Regions from separate parts of the Mus musculus genome. Here all the other regions are linked to region 1. Evidence: chromatin loops called from intact Hi-C (ENCODE). Cell type or tissue: gastrocnemius. All regions are shown on one strand.

The links. Peaks named below come from ENCODE experiments on the same cell type or tissue, not always from the same donor. Only the 100,000 strongest peaks of a DNase experiment are listed, where the experiment ranks them.
Region 2: a loop joins it to region 1, with 4 times the contacts of the local background. A loop is called at or near these places in 19 of 42 quality-filtered maps.
Region 3: it touches region 1 in a loop (2.1-fold over the local background); 6 of 42 quality-filtered maps call a loop at or near these places.

Annotation. Positions count from the first base shown.
Region 1 is chr4:14,804,036-14,812,035 of GRCm38, forward strand. It overlaps Otud6b (OTU domain containing 6B), which reads right to left. Exons shown (of 7, transcript NM_152812.4): 7 at 5,470-7,713. The coding sequence ends at 7,629. It also overlaps a transcript of Lrrc69 not described here. Among named protein-coding and RNA genes, the nearest start is that of Lrrc69, 12 kb to the left of the region's middle. In gastrocnemius, no CTCF peak of the experiment used is centred here; a DNase peak (open chromatin) is centred at 4,079.
Region 2 is chr4:14,539,488-14,547,487 of GRCm38, forward strand. It overlaps Slc26a7 (solute carrier family 26, member 7), which reads right to left. Exons shown (of 19, transcript NM_145947.2): 8 at 6,815-6,962; 9 at 4,675-4,788. Among named protein-coding and RNA genes, the nearest start is that of Slc26a7, 78 kb to the right of the region's middle. In gastrocnemius, a CTCF peak has its summit at 4,399 (motif pointing right); a DNase peak (open chromatin) is centred at 4,408.
Region 3 is chr4:14,650,048-14,658,047 of GRCm38, forward strand. It overlaps a transcript of Lrrc69 not described here. Among named protein-coding and RNA genes, the nearest start is that of Slc26a7, 32 kb to the left of the region's middle. In gastrocnemius, no CTCF peak of the experiment used is centred here; no DNase peak of the experiment used is centred here.

The DNA.
Region 1 (8,000 bases):
CTTTTGTGCAATTTCATATACACAAATAAACCAAGATCCCCACTGTTATTTAAACACTGAGATGTAAGCACTACTCAGCCGACACAGTGGTTAGCACATGCACACCACATGCAGTACCTGCCTCCCTGCTGCCATCCATGGGACAACATCCCCTTCTTTATTCCTCTTTTGTTTAATGTGCTCTTACTATGTCTGGTCTAGAACTCTCTATGTAGACCAGGCTGGCCTTGAATTCACAGAAATCCACCTGGCTCAGCCTTCTGAGTACTGTGCACCACCACACTTGGCTATCTACTTCCTCATCCATCATGACTTCACTATATTTATTGGATATCTGAGTGCCTAGGTAGCCCTTCTTACACAAGTTCAAATGAAAAGCTAAATAATGACCTGTCAGAAACAGTGCACAAAATAACTTGCCATGGGTTAGGAGACTGGATCTCTATGAGCAGTTCATAAAATTTAGAAGACCATGTCACTGATGAAAAATAGAGAATTATCCAGTTTTATTGCTAAGTGTCTTAGTCAGGGTTTCTATTCCTGCACAAACATCATGACCAAGAAGCAAGTTGGGGAGGAAAGGGTTTATTCAGCTTACAATTCCATACTGCTGTTTATCACCAAAGGAAGTCAGGACTGGAACTCAAGCAGGTCAGGGAGCAGGAGCTGATGCAGAGGCCATGGAGGGATGTTCTTTACTGGCTTGCTTCTCCTCGTTTGCTCAGCCTGCTTTCCTATAGAACCCAAGACTGCCAGCCCAGAGATGGCACCACCCACAAGGGGCCTTTCCCCCTTGATCACTAATTGAGAAAATGCCTTACAGTTGGATCTCATGAAGGCATTTCCTCAACTGAAGCTCCTTTTGCTGTGATAGCTCCAGCTCTGTCAAATTGACACAAAACTAGCCAGTACACTAAGTAAGGTAATTTTTAAAGCTTCATCCTTAAGTACAAGCGGCATAATTACATAAATAGGGACTTCTTAGTTCCTCTGATAGAGAATATAGGCTTTAAGCAACTTTCCTCAAGTACATGAATGCATCACATCACATCTTTTGCCAATGGGACCGGATTCCAGAGAAGGAATTTAATTATTATGTATTGAGATGAACTGCTCTAAAATCTATTTTTAAAACATACAGATAGACACATCTTTTCTACTGAATATTTAAAACATTCAAACAGATACGCACATATCTTCTACCAAATATTAAAAACATACAAATCAGAAGGAACTAGTCAATAAAGGGATGGAGGCAGAAAACAAAACACAGAGATAAAACCAAAACCAATCAATTCCTAAACATCTACAGAGGCCAATGATTGGGAATAAACAATGCAAGCGAAACACAGGAAGGAATGGCTTACAGTAACGCCAGGACTGTGGCTTGGACACTGGACATGTCTGATGGAGACAAGAAACACAAGTTAGCTGACACTAAGCAGACTGCCTGTCCTCCTACAACAGACAGCTGCTACCAGCTTCCCACAGAGTCCTGCCAGGAAACCCTGGCCTGGCAGCAACAACCCTTTGAAGTTATTTTTTTCCCTTGAAAAGGTGAAAACAAGAATTTTAAAGTGAAATCTCCTTGTTTTTAAACTACCAACTAATCTTTTCTTTTAAACAAAGTTAAATCACTACATGGGCCAAGCAAAATATAACTGCTGTATTCAGCACACCGACTTCTAACCTACATAGTTTATTTGCTGAAGTATCAGCATCCTCTCTTCTACCACAGTCCACGAGACAACCCCAATCACTTCATCCTACAGTATAAAAACAAGGAGAGCCAACTCTCAACCTATAAACTGAGGGAGAAGATCACAACAGCAGGGACTGAAGAACTCAAAAACAACCTACTTTTAACATGGTCCTCTTATCTCTTACAAACTCATAATCTGGAGTTCAATTCATCCCTTGGTAGTACTGTGCTGGCTGAAACGATAAACACGGGTGATACAGAAAAGAAGTCACAAGAGACTCTGATTTAGCAAATTAACACTTCACCAGCCCTCTGCAGAGACAGCAATGTATTTCAGTAAGTTACATTAGCCAGCCATGCGAACTGATGAAATAAAACAACTATAAAGGCTGTGTGGTACATGTGAGTTCAGAGGGCAACGTGTGGAATCAGTTCTCTCCATCTGCCTTGTGAGGTACAGAGACCAAACTCCTACCTTCAGACTTGGTGATGAACACTTCCTCCCAGAAGCACTATAGCTTATCTTCACTGGCCCCAGAAACCTTCCGTGAGAAGTCTATCAAATAGCTTTTAATACTTATTTAATCTATACGCTCCTTCTACTTTGAAGATTAAAATCAGGCATTATCTTCATTGATAAAGGTAGAGTAACAGTTACATGCTACAGGCTGAGGCTCATTTGAAACTGTGGATATTGGGTTCTTCAGAATTATGGACTGTTTGCTTACACACCATCAGCTTGAGATTGAGTCTTGTGTCTAAGTATGAAACGTTCTATGCTTCATATCTATCATACAGACCTTCCATAGTCCAAGTAATTTTGTATAATATTTTTTCAAGTTTTTGTGCAGGAAACTTAAAAGTCAATGGTATAGCTTTTTCTATTTATAGGGTCAGTACTCCAGGTTCTAAATTTTGGAATAATTCAGATTTGGGATTCTCAGACTAGGGATACCTGAAAAGGGAGAAAAGAAAATGCTCTCGGGTTGTTCCCTTTTCCCTCTTCAATCACCAAAAGACCTAGGGCAAGGTAAAATAGAAAGCATTCTCTTCATGACCAAGCACAATTCTCTCTCTACTCACAGCTGCCATTTATTTAATGACAAATTCTCAAAACTGTCCTCTCAAATGATATCCAAAGACACTTGGGAAGCACTTAATAAGCACCTAGTAAGCTAAATCTTTTTTTAAAAAGATCAATTTATTTTATATATATGAGCACACTTTCGCTGTCTTCAGCCACACCAGAAGAGAACAACGAATCCCATTACAGGTGGTTGTGAGCCACCATGTGGTTGCTGGGAATTGAACTCAGGACCTCTGGAAGAGCAACTGAGCCATCTCTCCAGCCCAAGCTAAATCGTTTAACAGTAGTTAACAAGAATGGCCAAGAAGCACCTAAAGATGTGTTCAACATCCTTAGTCATCAGGGAAATGCAAATCAAAACAACCCTGAGATTCCACCTCACAGCAATCAGAATGGCTAAGATCAAAAACTCAGGCTACAGGCAAGGATGTGGAGAAAGAGGATCACTCCTCCATTGCTGGTAGGATTGCAGGCTGGTACAACCACTCTGGAAATCTGGTGGTTCCTCAGAAAATTGAACAATTCTACCTGAAGACCCAGATATACCACTTGGGAACATATACACCCACCCATCCATTAGAAAGTCCCAGAAACCAGGGATGACAGAGGCTCCACCATATCAGTAGGGCATGTGCTCCACTATGTTCTTAGCAGCCTTATTTGTAATAGCCAGAAGCTGGAAACAACCCAGATGTATCTCAATTGCTAAGTGTGAATGTTTTGATTCCACTTAGAACGGAGAACAAAATAATCACAGGAGGCAGAGGAAGGGAGGAACCTGGGTGGAAGAGGGGAAAGGGGGAATAGGATTAGGTGGGAAGAGACAGGAAAGAAGTCCAGAGGGCCAGGACAATGAACAGAAATGTTTAACAGTAGGGGATGGGGATCAGGGGAATGGGAGGTACCGGGGGACCACTAGAAAGTCCCAGAAACCAAGGATGCTAGAGGCTCCCAAGACCCAGTGGGAATGACATTAACTGAAACGCCCAACACCAAGCAGATAGAACCTGAAAAGACCACCTCTAGTAGACAGACATGGCCCCCAGTTGAGGAATTTAGCTACCAATCTCAAATATTTTAACCCAGAATTTTTCCTGTCTAAAGGAAAAATGGACAAAAATGGAGCAGAGACTAAAGGAAAGGCCATCCAGAGACCGCCCCAGCATGCGATCCATCCCATTTAGACACCAAACCCTGACACTATTGCTGATGCAAGCATGCAGACACGGCCTGGTATGGCTGTCCTCTGAGAGGCTCTGCCAGCACCCAAGACAGATGTAGATACTCACAGCCAACCACTGGACTGAGCCCAGAGACCCCAATGGAAGTGTCAAGAGAAGGACTGAGGAGATGAGGGGATTGCACTCCATAGGAAGACCTGTGCTCCCAGGGACTGAACCTCTAACCAAAGAATACACAGGCTGGTCCACGGCTCCCGCTACATATGAACCAGAGGACTGCCTTACCTGGCATCAGTAGGAGGGCAGGCACTTGGTCCTGTAGAGGCTTGATGCCCCAGAAAACGGGGATGTTAGAAGGGTGAGGCAGGAGTAGATGGGTGAGGAGCACCCTCTTAGGAGCAAAGGGGATGGGGATGGGATGAGGGACTCATGGAGGGGAGGCAAGAAAGGGGAGAAATTAAGAATATTAAATTCTAAAAAAGAAAGAGAAAAAAAAAGAAGTTATTTTTAAGCACTTAAACTAGGGGAAAATAAACACATGCAAGTAACTAGTTCCCAGTGTGTTGGCACTAGAGTCATCCACTAAGCAACCTAGCATGGGTGTGAGGATCCAGAGACAAGTGCCTAAGAGGGGTCCATTTGACTGTGGAAAGCAGATAAACAACGGTGAAGCAGGAAAAGCATTTACCTCTGAATAAAAGCTCAAAAGTTCCCGTGAGGTGAGAAGGGCAGGTGTTCAGCGAGGAGAGAACAAGAGTGGGTGTCGAGAGGGGGAGAGCCAGGGTGTGTTCAGTGATTAAAGAATAGGGTGGGTGGTCAGTAAGAAGAACCAAGGCTGGGTATTCAGTCAGAGAAAACAAAAGTGGATTCAAGGGAAAGAACTTATGCTACCAGAGCTTAAAGATAGAGAAAGATTTTAAATAAGATAAAATAAATAAATTAAATCAATACAGGAAAAAACATTTGCTCTACTAATGTTAAAAACTAAAGTTATGAAACTAGCAATTATTATCAACAATCAAGTGATTTGCTTTTTCACGGGTTCATGACAACTGCACCAAGGTACTAATTGTGGGCAGGTACCAATTTGTAGAGTCCAGTTGACACAGATGTGCCTTTCACTGATGCCCTTCTTTAAAAAAACAAACAAACAAAAAAACAAACAACCAAACCAAAGACCCTCATAAATATTACACAATGTTTTTAGAACTTTCTGATCCAAAATAAACATTCATTGATCAATGTAGCCCCAAGCTTCCACCTTATTTCTTCTAAAAGCAGTAGCCTAACTGGCTGCTACCTTATTATCCCTCTTTACTTTGGGCATAATGATATGCTCATGCATTTATTGAGAGGCCCTTAAGAGCAAGAATCTGTGATTGTAACATTCTCAATATGTGAGGAAAAACAACAAAGGCTGGATAAAGCCTGAAAGCAAAATGAGTTCTACTGCTAAATCTGAAAATTGTTAAACAAATGACAATTTGAATATACACATGTTGATTCAACTCCTTTATCATTTATTCTCTTGGTAAACATCAGATATTATGAGCAAAGCTATCTTGCTCACAATAGTTACACATTCTTTGTTTTACTTTTTACAGGCTATAAATATATGTAAGTAGATAAAATTCTTGGTGAAGACACATTCTAGAATTTTGATATAAATGTTTTTAATCAAGACTAAAGAAAGCTGTGGAAGTTCCATCAGACCAGCAGCAGCAAATTTAATTGGCATACATGGTTCTTAAATTAACACCTACCGTTTTTAGAAGACTTTTCCATTTATCACTAAAATGGTAGAAGTGGGCCATACATTTTATTCATAAATATACTGGCCATTTTAAAATAAAACATAAACAAAAATTAGAAATACATAATTAAGTACATTTGAATCCTTGTCAAAACAACAAAACATTAATGAGTTACTTTAGAGTATCTTTGTTGAAAATGGAATTTTCAATAACTGTTTCATAATGTTTTGTTTTATTACTCCTTAAGACTGATACTATAAGATGAAGATAACATTACTTCAAAATAGGTTCAAAGCATTTATTTTACAACTTTATGTTTTTATAAATTTCAGAATAAAAAAAGAATCAAAAGTTACAAAGCAGAATACACCCTTCAGAATACACTGTATAGCAGGCAGAGTATGTTTTAGTCAGCTGGAATGGTCTCAGAAAGTCCGTGCTCTGCTGAGCAGTCTCTGCCAGCCTGCCAGACTATTACCTGCTTTTAACATCATAAGCCCAGTGTTTACTCATAGACAGTATACATGGGTCAAAAGCCCAGATATTATACACATGATGCTCTACTTAGTTGTAGTTCTAAGTTGGAAAAAAACAGATTGCAACAAAACGTTTCATTTTCATAAATTGTTGTTTTGTTGGTGCTAGAAACTGAACCTTGAGCCTCACATGGCAGGCAAGTGCTCTGCTAGAGCTGTGTCCCCATCCCATGGCACTTTGTTACATAAGAAGAGCAAACAGACTTGTGTGTGGGCACAGCTCTGTTACAAAGAATACTTCTCGAAGTGATTGAAAATCTGAGTAACACGAGTCATTCCGCATAAAATCCTTCTGTACTGATTTTACCACACAGCTCTCTGCTTCTGCCACCTTCAACTCTTGCTATACATAAAATATAATAATCAAACACTTGAGTGAAAACAAGTGATACATTATTTAACAAAATAATGTGTAGCCAGGGTTTTCATTGAATCCTAGAAAGTGAGCACAAGCAGAGGTCTTGTTAGGACAGCTGGAGGGGGGAAGACTTAACAAGCGAGTGTGGCCATGGCCCTCCCTTTCTGCATTACTTCAGCATCACCTTGCACAGGTGAGCAGTGAGAGGCCACTGGATGCCTCTCAGTAGGAAAGGCTCCAGAGAAAGCAAAGCAGCTGAGTAGTGTTGGGGCAAGGATACAAATTCTCAGTTGAAGAGAAACAAGGTTCAACCCTGACTCCAGCCTCTGCTGGAGAAACCAGCAATGCAGGAGTTACAGACTTAGGAAGCTACACATACATAAAAGGGAGATCTCCAGTTTGTTAGAAAGATTCAAAACTGACACAATTAACACCTGTTTACCACTGATTTCATTCATTTCTTTATGCTGATTCTCATAAGTATTCAAAAATTCTTAACTGCTGTAGTAGTTTCCTCTTAGCAGCAGAGATGTGCTGATAAAAGCGGCGCACTCCTGACCCTAGTAACACCAAGGTCACTGGGATCACCAGCACTTTATAAGGCTGATAAAGCTGCTGTCACGACAATATGTTCCTATGATGACAGACACCGAGTCGCCACACTTTTAAGAAAAATTAAATTGAAATCTTCATTTTTGGAACATAAAGCTGGGGGCCAAAATCTAAAACAAAATTTATTCCAAGCCAGAATGAGCAGGACACCTAAAAAATAATTAGCGGGAAGAGTAACACCTTGGTGTGTGATGACGACGTCCTCCACAATAGACTTTAAGTTCTACAACTGCCACTGAGAGAGCACTGGTTAAAGTTAATCCAACGTGTTTCTTAAAGCTGTTAGGAAGCTTATTCATAAAACTCGTGTAAGGTAGCTGTGTTCTTCAGTAGCATTTACAACAATCTAGCACTTGGTAGATTGGCACACTCTATAAAGCAGTGTAACATTTTGTAAACTAGCTGCAATTTTCAGTAGCTGAGTTCACCAACCGTGTAACAGAATTATAATGTTCTCCTAAGCCATACGCGTGCCTCATGTATCTGAAATGAAAAGAATGAAATTGCATTTTAATGAGTTACTTACTATAATAAATATATGTAGTATACACACATTTATAATTATGCACTCTGAATGTACCAGTCCATGGAGATATCTCTAATGAACTATTATGATTATAGTCATTAAGAGGCAACATTATGTGACAAGTTTTAGAAGTGAGCAAGTAGTCCGGTCACTAGAAGCGCAAAGGTTAAGATGCTGAGGGCTCAATGAGCTCAAAGTTTCACTAAAGTTTAATCATAAATGGTAAGAATAGCTAATAAACACG
Region 2 (8,000 bases), 260 kb before region 1:
TGTGTACTTCTCTAATCCATGTTGAAATTATAATTATTTTATTCTATCAGGTAAGTTAAAATGTATTAAAATCAGTTTTAATAGGTTTTCATTTTTAAAGATGGGGCCACTAGACAACTTAAGTTACTTACTTAGGTAAATCATACTATATTTCTTTCAAACAGCACTTCTCTAAAGTATGTCACCAAATGCCTGATTTTAAAAAAGATTTTTTTTCCAACAATAAATGTACTATAATACATTTAAAATTTATTAATTATAATAAAAATTGCTTGAGGAACAAAAGCCAAATCTCTGGCATAATGGCAGCAAAACTGGTAAATTGTATCCTACACCATTCCTAGCCATTTTTCTTTCTTGTTGACTGTGTTCATGCACAGACATATAGTATCTATGACATGCCAGGTCCCTGGCTAAATGAACACCAAGGACACAATGCAGCAGATGGAAGCTGTGCTCTCCAGGGTTTTTAATTCCAGTCTAGAAAGAAGTTATCAATCATACAGTCACATTAGTGAGCACAAAATGTCAACGGTGCACAAAATGTGAAGAGAAGACCCACAGCCCACAAGCCTTAGTGATGGCTGCAGAAGAGAAGAAAGCAGTCAAGAGGGAACAAGAAGGCATGGCAGAGAGAGGAGCCTAGCAGACAGAGAAGAGTCATGTACTGGAAAGCTGAATATGAGGTAGAACCCAGGCCAGTGGGGTTTAGAGAGATGCCTCTACCGTTAAGGGCTCCAGCTGCTACTCTCTGACCTGAGTTCAGTTCCCATCACCCACAGCAAGTGGCTTACTACTGCCTGTAACTCTAGTGTCAAGAGATTCAACACCATGTTTCCGGCCTCGGCAGACACTGCATGGGTGTGCACATTGCACACTGAATGACACATGCTTAATAAATAAAACTATCAGGAAATCTTAAGAAGGAAGGGACACAGGAACAAGGGAAAGACTGTTTAGGGTAAATAAATTTCTGACCTACGCAAAGTCTTTTTTGGGACTGAAGGAAGAAAGAAGATGCTGTTGTCTGTGGAGCTGGATTGAATCCTGGCATGGCAGATGAGGGTGTTATTATCACTTAGCTACCCCTCTAGCCTTAAATAGATAACTACTACACAAAAATATCGCAGTGCAGTATTCCAGTGAGAATACTGAAGCTGTTGCAGGCGGTAAAGTAATTAATAAAGGTAATGTGCTTATCATTTGGGCTTTGATGAGTTGTAATTAGCTAAAAAGTTGAAGGGCTTTTATGTGTTCCAAGTTAATTTAGTGGGTATGCATTCCAGTGCCTAAGGGAGGCAGAGACGTTGAAGAGCCTGCGCTTTGAAATCATGAAGTGTGAAAGGGGTTTTTTTACAAGTACCCTAGATAAAGCCAAACTTTGAAAATATGCTTAGCGCTCTCTTCAAGTCAGCTAGCTACTATACCTATGTATACTTAGTGGTAGCAGCATAAAAGGTCTGAAATGGATAGCAAAGCATCCTCGGTTTGAGCATGCACATGAGTTCAGATTCTCTTCCTGTGCAGTTGGACAACAGTGGTTAAGAAATAGAGCTATCACCTCAGCAAGGAGGGTACACTGAGAATATTCTGCCGGCAGCCTTTAGTGTTTTTGCTAGATTCTAAATTCATTTCTTGTAAAGTTTGATGAAGAGAATACCATGCAAGTGGGAGAAATCTTTATAAAGCAAAAAGTCTTTAGAGGTGTTCTCTTGTTCCAATCATTCAAACATGTGACCCCAGAACAAAGACAGAGCATCCTGTATCCCCACTCTAGTAAACGATGTTATTGGCCCACTAAGATTTCATACTTAGGACAAATTTTCCGAAGTGTTCTTTCTCTGAAACTTTTACTGTTGAAAGTTACAAAGACTGATCAGAGAATTTTCTTATCACTTATGCAGTGATTAAAAATGCTTGCAATGCGCCTAAGGGCAGAGATGGCACACATCAAGGTGGATACACATCACAGTGGCTACACATCAGGGCTGCATTTCAGCCTTTCTGTCTCTAAGACAAGTGACAATATCATATCAGCTTTCTCAAGCACCAGCAGCAAGTCTGAGGGCCAACTAGGATGGGCAAACCATCCCAAGAGAAAGCTGTCCCAGTCACACACAAACATCTTTGCTTTAAAACATTAACAGCAGAAACCTAGTAAACTCAATTATAATCACTGGCATTTCAAAAGTGGATTCTGACTGCTTATGTGTTTCACCAGCTGAGCATGTGACAGTTCATCTTTATGCAATTGTAACTCTGCTTTGTCAGCTGAGTCCACTTAAACCTGAGGAGTTTCTGGTGCAGTCACCCATGGAGGAACCAGAGTGCAAGTCCAGCTTCCAGAACCTTCCCTTGGCACATTTCATTCATTCAGCCTAAAAATGGAAACAACCTAACATGCTCACTTTCTAAAGAGAGGCCGGTAGAAAATCTATAGCAACCTAGAATGCTACAGGAAGGAGTCGCAAGAGAAAATGGTTGCAATCATTTAAGAGTAAATTACAAAAAGGTTTGTGCCAACCAAGAGACACTATGAACCTGGATTTGAAATCACTAAACTTCATAGAAACCCATCAAAGCATGTGATGTCATGAATCTGAGCTTACATAAGAATTTAGTTTCTTAAACAAGTTAATTATTTGTTAAATTGTAATATATTCCAATTTGATTTTGCAATTTTTTTCTCTGCGCTGTGGTGCATGGCAATGGTTCTCAACCTGTGGGTCGCAACGCCATGGGGAGAGTGGAAAGACCTTCTCACAGGAGTTGCCTCAGACCACTGAAAAACTCAGATATTTACATTATGATTCATAACAGTAGCAAAATTACTGTTTTGAAGTAACAACAAAATTATTTTATAGTGGGGGTCACCACAACATGAGGAAATGTATTAAAGGGTCACAGCATCAGGAAGGTTGAGAATCACTGGCGCATAGCATCAGTTTTATTCAATACTTAGTGTTTATCTGTATTTATCTTGAACCTTTCCCATAAGGTCACAAAACTTACACTTTTCTCATGAGTTGCTCTACAACTTAAAAACTATATTAGTAATATAAGATAAACCTCTAATAAATGTTCACATTTGCATGTAAAATTGTTTATTGATTTTTATCCAATTCTTATTATTTCATAATGGTTAGCTGTGATTGTTAATTTCTTATGATATACATCAATTTCTTTGATGGGTCACTGGTTATGAGTACAAATCACTCAGAGTTTAAACCTCAGCTTTGCTATTCCCAAGGTCTGGGACATGGGATTGTACTGCAGTTCTGGGCATTCCACTCTGCAAAGAAGCTCCTTATGTCAGCAAGTAAACAGCTCAAAGTAGCTTCAGGAACTCCCTAATCTGACCAGATGCGCTAGGACCTCCCAAGAGTACACAATGAAGACTACGGAATCATTACAGATAAGCCAAGCTGCAAAGAATATCCTCAAGCCAGAGCAGCTGCCCGGAAGAAACCAGCTGGCTACCTGCAGAAGCTTAGACCAACGGGGGCAGCTGACACTCTCTAGCCTGCTGAGCTGCCTGGAGACTGCGCACTATGCTCCAGGTTCCCAGATTTCGTCAACTGTCACCCATCCTGGGGTGCGCTTTGATGGTGCATCTTTCTTTGAGTTATTTCTGCTCCTGTAAGCAACCCTTCACCCATATTCCTGTAAGTAACTTCAATAAAACTCATGGGTTCCCTAAGCTGGACTTTGGTATCATCTGTATTATACATCCATAAAATCTGTTGTGGGATCCCTATCTTGACTGAGTAGATATATGTTTTGGGTCTCCCCAGGAAAAGTTTCATAACACAATACCTGGGCCAATTTCTTTCATCAACTTTGTCACATAGAAACTGAGAACATCTATTTTACATCTTTCAGTGAGTTGCCTGAAGTTTGAGTCCATTTATGTAAGAAGACACACAATGCCTGACACGCAATATGGTGATATTGTTTCCACTTCCATCTATATCATCCTTACTATCATCCTACCCTTACACAGAAGGATGCCCAGTATATATCAGGCTTGCAAGAAATATGAATCCATTTGAGTTTCTAAAATATATATAAAACTATTGTTCCTTTAACCTCAAATATTGGCATATATAGAATAGATATTTGGCACATGTGCTCACTGCGATACATAGAAATGTTCTTGTCAAGATATATTCTGCCTAGGCTTGGTTTTATTTTATGATAAGGGAGAGAGAGAGAGAGGGAGGGAGAGAGAGAGAGAGAGGGAGGGAGGGAGGGAGGGAGGGAGGGAGAGAGAGAGAGAGAGAGAGAGAGAGAGAGAGAGAGAGAGAGAGAGAGAGAGAGAGAGAGAGAGAGAGAGAGAGAGAAAGTCAGGAAAGTCGTGCTGTTTAGCTTAACTAAGAGACCGCTAGAGGGAGCTCTGGCTTCAAGATTTCTAATAGAGCTACTGTGGGCAAGGAATGCCGCAGTTTGCTCTTTGCATCATAGCCTGTGGAAAAGTCATTGATGGGAAAAATTCGAAAAAGAGGGGAGTCATAACAGGATGGAGGGAGTAGGAGAGGGAAGGAGGAAGAACTTCTAGAAACTGCTTAGAAAACGTGAATCAGCAACGTTTTCAAGACTCAACAGAGCAGCCTTCCACTCTGAGAAAGGGGTGACGGCCCCACAGCCCCCCTTTCCCCACAGAATAGTTGTTACCTGCGTCTTTGCGCCGGTGCTGTACAAACCAGCCGTCCTTCCCATGGCGGCAGCGCTTGGGATGCAGAAGAGAAATGAAGGGATCACGTTGCTGAGGCCATGGGCCAAAAATTCCTGCGAGATTAGTTATGGGAGAATGGAACATTTCTTTATCATAATCCCCTTCTATGGTCCCAGGTACAATTCGTCAAAGAATGAAGCTTGTTTATGCTCAGCTACTATTCACCGCACCAGCTAAGATGTAATAGTTTATAATAAAAATAGCTAACATTCATAGCCTGCTTGCAATCCTCCAAAGTCTATTCTAAGAGCATCACTCAGCTCTCATAATGAACTCATGAGGAGATTTTAAATTATTCATGATTTCCACTGCCCCATGGCCTATCCCTGTTTTCTAAGTATTCCCAGTTGGGATTTTACTCTCACCCTTTCCTCAATGACCTCTGCCTTACCAACTCCAACCTGGTATGAAGAAGCATTTTCCACAACTGCTCATTCTATCCTCCTTAAAAGGTCCCTTTGATCGGCTTCCTGTACCCCACACTTTCCAAGCTTGCCTCTATCTCTCCACCTGTCACTTCTCAGTTTCTTTTGTTATCTAACCGATTGCAATTGTAGGACCCTTTCTATTGTCTGTCCACATCTTAACTGTCCAAACACACCCTGGCAACTCCCAAATCTACATCTTCAGCTTAGACTACTCTTCTTAACTCTGGATTGCTACATCCAACCTACTATTTGTCATCAACATTTGATGGCTAATGGGAAATCAGTAACTACTTGTACTGGCTGGTTTTGTGTGTCAACTTGACACAAGCTGGAGTTATCACAGAGAAAGGATCCTCCCTTGAGGAAATGCCTCCATGAAATCCAGCTGTAAGGCATTTTCTCAATTAGTGATCAAGGGTGGGAGGGCCCACTGTGGGTGGTACCATCCCTGGACTGGTAATCTTGGGTTCTATAGGAGAGCAAGCTGAGCAAGCCAGGGGAAGTAAGCCAGTAAGTAACATCCCTCCATGGCCCCTGTATCAGCTCCTGCTTCCTGACCTGCTTGAGTTCCAGTCCTGAATTCCTTTGGTGATGAACAGCAATGTGGAAGTGTAAGCTGAATAAACCCTTTCCTCCACAATTTGCTTCTTGGTCATGATGTTTTGTGCAGAAAAGGGACCCTGACTAAGACACTAACTACCCTATAGGTTTCTACCATCCTAATCACATCACTTCAAGTCTAGGCCCCAGCCTGTACAGTTATCCATGACTCTTCCCATGTACATGGGTACAGCACACTGCCCATCCACATGTGCCCTCCTTGAAAGCCATGATAATGAGGTCTGTGATTTGACATCGAAGAAGGGAGACCCGAGGAGTTTCTGAGTTTCACATTCATCTGTGTTGTTTACTGTTTTATCCCTGGCACCTATAGTGGAGCTTAATAGACATACACAGAGAGAACGGAGGTCCCCAAACCTCAGTGTGAACTCTATGTGCGGGTAACTCTGCACTGGTCTGCAGTCTACTGCAGCTTCTGTTCAGGACCAGAGAGCTCTACAAGGCCTTGGGGCATGAAAAAGACACTGGGAGAATGGATTCAGTAAACAGGTTGTATGTGCACTCTTAGGTCTGTAGGAACAAAACTTCACATCCCGAAGGGCCTTAAGAAGAGTAATTACTAGTGTTCCACTTTGAAATCCCTAAGTTTTCAAAGTTATCTATCATGAAATGATAACCACCCTTGGATTCTCTCCTAAAACCAAATGAAAGAGCATGAAGGTGTGTGTGTTTCTTTAAAAATATATTAGAAGGATCAGTGCGATGACTCGGTGGGTAAAGGCACTTGCTACCAAGCCTGCTGATGTGAGCTCAATACAAGGGACTCACACAGTGGAAACAAAGAACAAAGGCTTTCCTCTGACAGACATATAGATAAAAAGAGGGAATGATGAAATTAATATGCTATACTCTGTGAAAGCTAGGTTCTAAGCTTCCTGTGAGTGACTCAGAGACTTCCCTATTTTGTTCTGCCCATGCTTGCTACACATTTAGAAAAGTTGTCTTTTCAGGCGTTTGACATTTTCAGTATCTGAGAGGCCACAGAACAGTGAAAATCCCTGGCTAGAGAGGGCCTGGGGGCACACTCCACCTGGTTGTCATCAACTGAATATTTGAACTTCTTGGCAGATCCTTGTGCGAGAGCCAGCGAGGCCACATAGCCTACAAGTGCAACTCCGAAAGCTTCAGTGAGCACTGCAGAGAGGATGTTCATTGGGGGAGCACGGGGAGGAGGAATCCTATGGAGAGAAAGACTGGATTGAAGTTATGAATCTATAATAACTTGCCATGAAATCTCCTGCACTAGTGTTTCTGAAGAGAAAACTAAGCAGTCTCGCCCTGTAAAGCCCTATATCTTCAATATTATTTAGCAGAAAAGCAAAATTGTAAGAAATAACACAAGGAGAGTCCCATGCATCTAACTGACACTCACACCCAGGGAATCCAGGTCTTACCGCAGAATTCTGACTTGACAAAGGTTTCTTGTAGGAAACAAAAGCATATCTGACCCTTCTTTCATTTGAACCTTTCCAAATATTTATTTGGCCAGCACTGGAGCCACGTTTCCTCCCTCAAATGCTGCAGAGTTTCAGGCAAACACTAGCTTACTGTCGACTAATCTCCAAATACGCCATTGACTTCATTATGGTAATTACATTTTTAACTCAATCCTTTCACGAGACAGTTAATCATGCCTTCCATACGCTAAAGAAAACATGCAGGAAGATCTCATCTCCTCTCTGTTGCAAAAGAGACCACACTTAGCTTCATTTCAAAGTCGTCTTTAAAGCATTTCTCAGATAATACCCAGCCATTATGTCTTATTGTCCCTTGAAAAGTATGTAAGCCAAATGACCATTTACGTATTCGTTGTCATGCTGGGAGACTTAACCCCACCCCTGAAGGAATTCCTGTGGTAAAAAATAAAGGAAGGGGGGAGTTATTTCTTACTGGTTAATTGTCTTATTACCTAGTGTGTGAGTGGAGCCTGGACTCTTTCTCATTAACTGTTTCATTTCATTTTCTCAGCAACTCCGAATCAAGTATACCACAACCGCAGTTGGGATGAGAAAATTCTTGGAGGAAGGTTGCAAGGAGGAGAACCTTTCTAAGCCATGCCTTCCTGCAGTTCCGTAAGGGGATTTCTCAGAAGGGAATATGAGCAGGAGTAGAAGGAGATGTTGTGTCTGAGTGCTATGTATGCTTTGCTCCCCAAACACTGTGACTATACATCCTAAGATAATATACAAAACTTGAAGTGAAGAAATTAAACTTCT
Region 3 (8,000 bases), 150 kb before region 1:
ATGGAAAAAGTACTGAACTCTAGTTAGTGATACTTGGTAACCTATTAGAAGAGAAGTAAGGCAATCTCTGAAAGTTACTTCAACAAGGATCAAAAGTAAGATATATTGGGAAAATGATGGTGTATGAAAACTGTGTATAGACAAATGGAGTCTCTAAGAATGGGGATAGTTCAAGAACAGCTATCCTATGAAGTAGGAGATAGAGATAAAGGAAGCACTCATGTCTATGGCAAAGTAAAATAGGAAACTGCTGCCTTCACAAGATAATTCTTAAAACCGATACTTTCAGCAAAGTATCCAAAATTGGCATGCAAAACTCAACAGCTTTTCTATATATATCAATGATCAATATGTTAAGGAAGAAACAAAGAAAACAATCCATTCATATTAGCTTTTTAAATTTCCTTGGCATAGGCCTTGTCAAGGAAATGAAGGAAGACTATAAAAAAATACTAAAAAAGGAAGGAAGATACCAGGAATAACATTAATTTTGCAAATACTACACTATAGATCTGCAGAATAAATATTATGAAAATGTTTTCAGTATGTGTTCCAGTTTCTTGGAACTGGAGCTGATCCTATGCCATAGTGTCCAAAGCTGATCCTGTCCCACAGCGTTCCATACACAAATACCACTGGAAGAGAGCTAGCCTCCCAGGAGTGCTGACAAGCCTGTGACTGCACGTAAGATCACCACTTCTTCTCAGAGGGACGTACCTAGAAACCTAAGGACACAGGAACCAAGGAGCACCCTGGGACAAGAGCCTTATGGTTTCCCCCTGATCCCAGAGCTTATCCTATGCCACAGCACTCCATACCCAAATACCACCAAGAAAGAGCTGGTCTCCCAGGAGTACTGACACACCTGTGAGCACAGGTAAGACCATCACTTCTGTTCAAATTCCTGGCCAAAAACGGACCTTTCAAGAGCCATCATAACACAGGAACCAAGGAATGGCAGAAGACAGGATCCCTCTGGTTTGTATCTGCACCCCAGAGCTGACACTCTGCCACTCCTCTCCATAACCAAATTCCTCCCAAAGAGAACTGGTTTCCCAGGAATACTGACACACAGGCTTGCAAAAGGGACAAGCCACAGTGAGAGACACCAAGAACATCTAACAACAGATAACCAGATGGTGAGATGAAAGGGCAAGAACATAAGCAACAAAAACCAAGGTTACTTCACATCATTAGAAACCAGTTCTCCCATCACAGTGAACTCTGGATACCCCAAAACACCAGAAAAGCAAAACTCTGATTTAAAATCATATCTCATGATAAAGATAGAGGACTTTAAGAAGGACATAAATAACTCCCTTGATAAATACAGGAGAACACAGGTAAACACATAGAAGCCCTTAAAGAGGAAAGACATAAAACCCTTAAAGAAATACAGGAAAACACAACCAAACAGGTGAAGTAATTGAACAAAACCATTCAGGCTCAAAAAATGAAAATAGAAACAATAAAGAAATCACAAAGGGAGACAACCCTGGAGATAGAAAACCTAGGAAAGAGATCAGGCATCATAGATGCCAGCATCACCAACAGAATACAAGATATAGAAGAGAGAATCTCAGGTGCACAAGATATCATAGAAAACATTTAAACAATAGTCAAAGAAAATGCAAAATCCAAAAGACTCCCAAACAAAAACATCCAGGAAATTGAGATGAGACACAATGAGAAGACCAAACCTAAGGATAACAGGTAGAGAAAAGAGTGAAGATTCGAAGGTGAACAACACTCTACTCAAGACAAATAGGTCAAGGAAGAAATAAAGAAAGAAATTAAAGACTTTTTAGAATTTAACAAAAATGAAGGCACAACATATCCAAGCATATCGGACAATGAAAGCACTGCCAAGAGGAAAACTCATAGCTCTGAGTGTCTCGAAAAAGGAACTGAAGAGAAAATAGATTACCAGCGTAACAGCACACCTGAAAGCTCTAGTACAAAAAGAAGCAAATAAACCCAAGAGGAGTAAATGGCAGGGAATAATCAAACTCAGGGCTGAAATCAAACAAGTAGAAACAAGAATAACTATAAAAAAGAATGAACAAAACCAGGAGCTGGTTCTTTGAGAAAATCAACATGAGAGATAAACCAGTAGCCAGATGAACCAGAGGGCACAGAGACACAATCCAAATTAACAAAATCAGAAATGAAAAGAGAGACATAAGAACAGAAATTGAGGAAATTCAAAAAATCATCAGATAGTACTACTAAAGCCTGTACTCAACACAACTGGAAAATCTGGATGAAATGGACAGATTTCTAGACAGATACCAAATACCAAAGTTAAACCAATTTCAGGTAAACCATTTAAACAGTCCCCTAACCCCTAAAGAAATAGAAGCAGTAATTAAATGTCTCCCAACCAAAAAAAGCCCAGGATGAGATGGGTTTAGTGCAGAGTTCTATCAGACCTTCAAAGAAGACCAAATACCAACACTCTTCAAAATATTCCACAAAATAGAAACAGAAGGAACACTACCTAATTCATTCTATGAAGCCACAGTTTTCACTTATACCAAAATCTCACAAAGACCCAACAAAGAAAGAGAACTTCAGACCAATTTCCGTTATGAATATTGATGTAAAAATACTCAATAAAAATTTTCACAAACTGAATCCAAGAACACATCAAAACGCTCACTCACCATGATCAAGTAGGCTTCATTCCAGGAATGTATGGTGTTTTCAATATCAGAAAATATATAAACGTAATCCACTATATAAACAAACTCAAAGAAAAAAAACCACATGACCATTTCATTAAATGATAAAAAAAAAAAATCCATTTTACAAAACTCAGCATCCCTTCACGGTAAAAGTCTTGGAAATACCAGGAACTCAAGGCCCATACGGAAACATAGTAAAAGCAATCTACAGCAAACCAGTAGCCAACATCAAACTAAATGGAGAGAAACTTGAAGCAATTCCATTACAATCAGGGACTAGCCAAAGCTGCCCTCTCTCCCTTTCTTTTCAATATAGTACTTGAAGTTCTAGCTAGAGAAATTAGACAACAAAAAGAGGTCAAAGGGATGCAAATTGGAAAGGAAGAAGTCAAAATATCACTATTTGCAGATGATATGATAGTATACTTAGATGACCCAAAAATTCCACCAGAAAACTCCTACGGATGATAACTTCAGCAAAGTGACTGGATACAAAATTAACTCAAACAAATCAGTAAGACTACTGATTTGTGACCTTCCAATACTCAAGGATAAACAGGCTGAGAAAGAAATTAGGGAAACATCACCCTTCACAAGTCACAAACAATATAAAGTATCTTGGTGTGACTCCAACCAAACAAGTGAAAGATCTGTATGACAAGAACTTCAAGTCTCTGAAGAAAGAAATTGAAGAAGATCTCAGAAGATAGAAAGATCTCACATGCTCTTGGGTTGGCAAGATTAATATAGTAAAAATGGCCATCTTGCTGAAAGCAATATACAGATTCAATGCAATCCCCACGAAAATTCCAACTCAATTCTTCAGTTAGAAAGAGTGACTCACAATTTTATTTGGAATCACAAAAACCCAGGATAGCCAAAGCTATTCTCAACAATAAAGAAATCCTGTGAGAATCACCATCGCTGACCTCAAGCTGTACTACAGAGCAACAATGATAAAAAAAAAAACTGCATGGTATTGGTACAGTGACAGACAGGTAGATCAATGGAATAGAAATGAAGACCCAGAAATGAACCCACACATATATGGTCACTTGATCTTTGACAAAGGAGCTAAAGCCATCCAGTGGGAAAAAGACAGCATTTTCAACAAATGGTACTGGGTCAACTGGCGGTCAACATGTAAAAGAATGCAAATTGATCCATACTTATCTCCCTGTACAAAGCTCAAGTCAAGTGGATCAAGGACCTCCACATAAAACCAGACACAATAATCTAATAGAAGAGAAAGTGGGGGAAAGTCTCAAACACATGGACACAGGGGAAAAGTTCACAAACAGAATAACAATGGCTTATGCTCTAAGATCAAGAATCAAAAAATGGGACCTCATAAAATTGCAAAGCTTCACTGTCTCTGGTTTTATGTGGAGTTCCTTGATCCACTTAGACTTGACCTTAGTACAAGGAGATAAGAATGGATCAATTCACATTATTCTACATGATAACTGCCAGTGTGCCAGCACCATTTGTTGAAAATGCTGTCTTTTTTCCACTGGATGGTTTTAGCTCCCTTGTCAAAGATCAAGTGACCATAGGTGTGTGGGTTCATTTCTGAGTCTTCAAATCTATTCCATTGGTCTACTTGTCTGTCACTATACCAGTACCATGCAGTTTTTATCACAATTGCTCTGAAGTACAGCTTTAGGTCAGGCATGGTGATTCCACCAGAGGTTCTTCTATCCTTGAAAAGAGTTTTTGCTATCCTAGGTTTTTTGTTATTCCAGATGAATTTGCAGATTGCCCTTTCTAATTTGTTGAAGAAGTGAGTTGGAATTTTGATGGGGATTGCATTGAATCTGTAGATTGCTTTGGCAAGATGGCCATTTTTACTATATTGATCCTGCCAATCCACAAGCATGGGAGATCTTTCCATCTTCTGAGATCTGCTTTAATTTCTATCTTCAGAGACTTGAAGTTCTTATCATACAGATCTTTCACTTCCTTTGTTAGAGTCACACCAAGGTATTTTATATTATTTGTGACTATTGTGAAGGGTGTTGTTTGCCTAATTTCTTTGTCAGCATATTTATCCTTCCTTTAGAGAAATGCCATTGATTTGTTAGAGTTAATTTTATATCTAGCTACTTCACTGAAGCTGTTTATCAGGTTTAGGGGAGAAAGTGGGGAAAAGCCTCGAAGATATGGGTACAGGGGAAAAATTCCTGAATAGAAGAGCAATGAATTGTGCTGAAAGATTGAGAATCTACAAATGGGACCTCATAAAATTGCAAAGCATCTGCAAGGCAAAAGACATCGTCAATAAGACAAAAAGACCACCAACAGATTGGGAAAGGATCTTTACCTATCCTAAGTCAGATAGGGAACTAATATCCAATATATATATAAAGAACACAAGAAGGTGGGCTCCAGAAAATCAAATAACCCCATTAAAAAATGGGGCTCAGAGCTGAACAAAGAATTCTCACCTGAGGAATACCTAATGGCTGAGAATCACCTGAAAAAAATGATCATCATCCTTAATCATCAGGGAAATACAAATCAAAACAACCCTGAGATTCCACCTCACACCAGTCAGAATGGCTAAGATCAAAAATTCAGGTGACAGCAGATACTGGCGAGGATGTGGAGAAAGAGGAACACTCCTCCATTGTTGGTAGGATTGCAGGCTTATACAACCACTCTGGAAATCAGTCTAGCAGTTCCTCAGAAAATTGGACATAGTACTACCGGAGGATCCCACAATACCTCTCCTGGGCATATATCCAGAAGATGTCCCAACCGGTAAGAAGAACACATGCTCCACAGGGCCCCCAGTGGAGGAGCTAGAGAAAGTATCCAAGGATCTAAAGAGATCTGCAACCCTGTAGGTGCAACAACATTATGAACTAACCAGTACCCCGGAGCTCTTGACTCTAGATGCATATGTATCAAAAGATGGCCTAGTCAGCCATCACTGGAAAGAGAGGCCCATTGAACTTGCAAACTTTATATGTCCCAGTACAGGGGAATGCCAGGGCCAAAAAATGGGAATGGGTGGGTAGGGAAGTGGGGGGGGAGGGTATGGGAGACTTTTGGGATAGCATTCTAAATGTAATAGAGGAAAATACATAATAATAGAAAAATATTTAAAAAAAAAAAAAAGAAGAACACATGCTCCACTATGTTCATAGCAGCCTTATTTATAATAGCCAGAAGCTGGGAAGAACCCAGATGCCCCTCAACAGAGGAATGGATACAGAAAATGTGGTACATTTACACAATGGAGAATGAATGAATTTATGAAATTCCTAGGCAAGTGGATGGACCTGGAGGGCATCATCCTGAGTGAGGTAACTCAGTCACAAAAGAACTCACACAATATGTACTCACTGATAAGTGGACATTAGTCCAGAAACTTAGAATACCCAAGATACAAGATACAATTTGCAAAACACATGAAACTCAAGAAGAACGAAGACCAAAGTGTGGACAGTTTGCCCCTTCTTAGAATTGGAAACAAAACACCCGTGGAAGGAGTTACAGAGACAAAGTTTGGAGCTGAGACGAAAGGATGGACCATCTAGAGCCTGCCATACCCAGGGATCAATCCCATAATCAGCCTCCAAATGCTGACACCATTACATACACTAGCAAGCGTTTGCTGAAAGGACCCTGATATAGCTGTCTCTTGTGAGACTATGCCGGGGCCTAGGAAACACAGAAGTGGATGCTCACAGTCAGCTATTGGATGGATCACAGGGCTCCCAATGGAGGAGCTAGAGAAAGTACCCAAGGAGCTAAAGGGGTCTGCAACCCTATAGGTGGAACAATATGAAGTAACCAGTACCCCCCAGAGCTCGTGTCTCTAGCTGCATATGTATCAAAAGAGGGCCTAGTTATCCATCATTGGAAAGAGAGGCCCATTGGTCTTGCAAACTTTATATGCCTCAGTACAGGGGAACACCAGGGCCAAGAAGTGGGACTGGGTAGGTAGCAGAGTAGGAGTATGGGGGACTTTTGGGAAAGCATTGGAAATGTAGATGAAGAAAATACCTAATAAAAAATGAAATAAAAAATAAAGAAAAAAATTGCAAAGCTTCTGTAAGGCAAAGGACGCTGTCAATAGATGAAAACGGCAACCAACAGAAGGAAAAAAGATCTTTGCCAATCTCACATCCAATAGAGGGTTAATATCCAACATATACAAAGAACTCAAGAAGTTAGACTCCAGAGAAACAAATAACCCTATAAAAAATGGGGAACAGAGCTAAACATAGAATTCTCAAGTGAGAAAACTTGAAGGGCTGAGAAGCACCTAAAGAAATGTTCAACATCTTTAATCATCAGGGAAATGCAAATCAAAATAACCCTGAGATTCCACCTCACACCAGTCAGAATGGCTAAGATCAAAAACTCAGGTAACAGCAGATGCTAGAGAGGATGTGGAGAAAAGAGGAACATGCCTCCATTGCTGGTGGGATTGCAAGCTGGTACAACCACTCTGGAAATCAGTCTGGTGGCTCCTCAGAAAATTGGACATAGTACTATTTGAGGACTCAGCTATCCACTCCTGGGCATATACCCAGAAGCTGCTCCAACATGTAATAAGGACACATGCTCCACTATGATCATAGTAGCCATATTTATAATAGCCAAAAGCTGTAAATAACCCTATGTCCCTCAACAGAGGAACGGATAGAGAAAATATGGTACATTTATATGATGGAATACAACTATTAAAAACAATGACTTCATGAAATTTACAGGCAGATGGATGGAACTTGAAAATATCATCCTGAGTGTGGTAACTCTGTCCCAAAAGAACCCACGTGGTATGTACTCACTGATAAGTGGGTATTAGCACAAAAATTCAGAATACCCAAGATTCAATTCACAAACAATATGACGCCTAAGAAGAAACCAAAATGTGGATGCTTTAGTGCTTCTTGGAAGGGTGAACAAAATACTCAGAAGAGGAAATATGGAGACCAAGTGTGGAGTATAGACTGAAGAAAAGGTCATCTAGAGACTACCCCATCTGGGGACCCATCCTATATAAAGTTACCAAATCTAGATGCTATTGTGGATGCTGGGAAGTGCTTGTTGATGGAATCCTGATATGGCTTTCTCCTGAGAGGCTCTGCCAGAGCCTCACAAAAACAGAAGCTCACAGCCAATCTATTTGACTGAGCGTTGGGGGGGGGGGGCGAGGAGGGTCCTCAATAGAGGAGCTGGAGAAAGGATTAAAGGAGGTGAGGGGGTTTGCAGCCCCATGGAGGGAGCAACAGTGCTACAAGTCAGACCACCCAGAGCTCCCAGGGAGTGGACCACGAACCAAAGCATATACGTTAG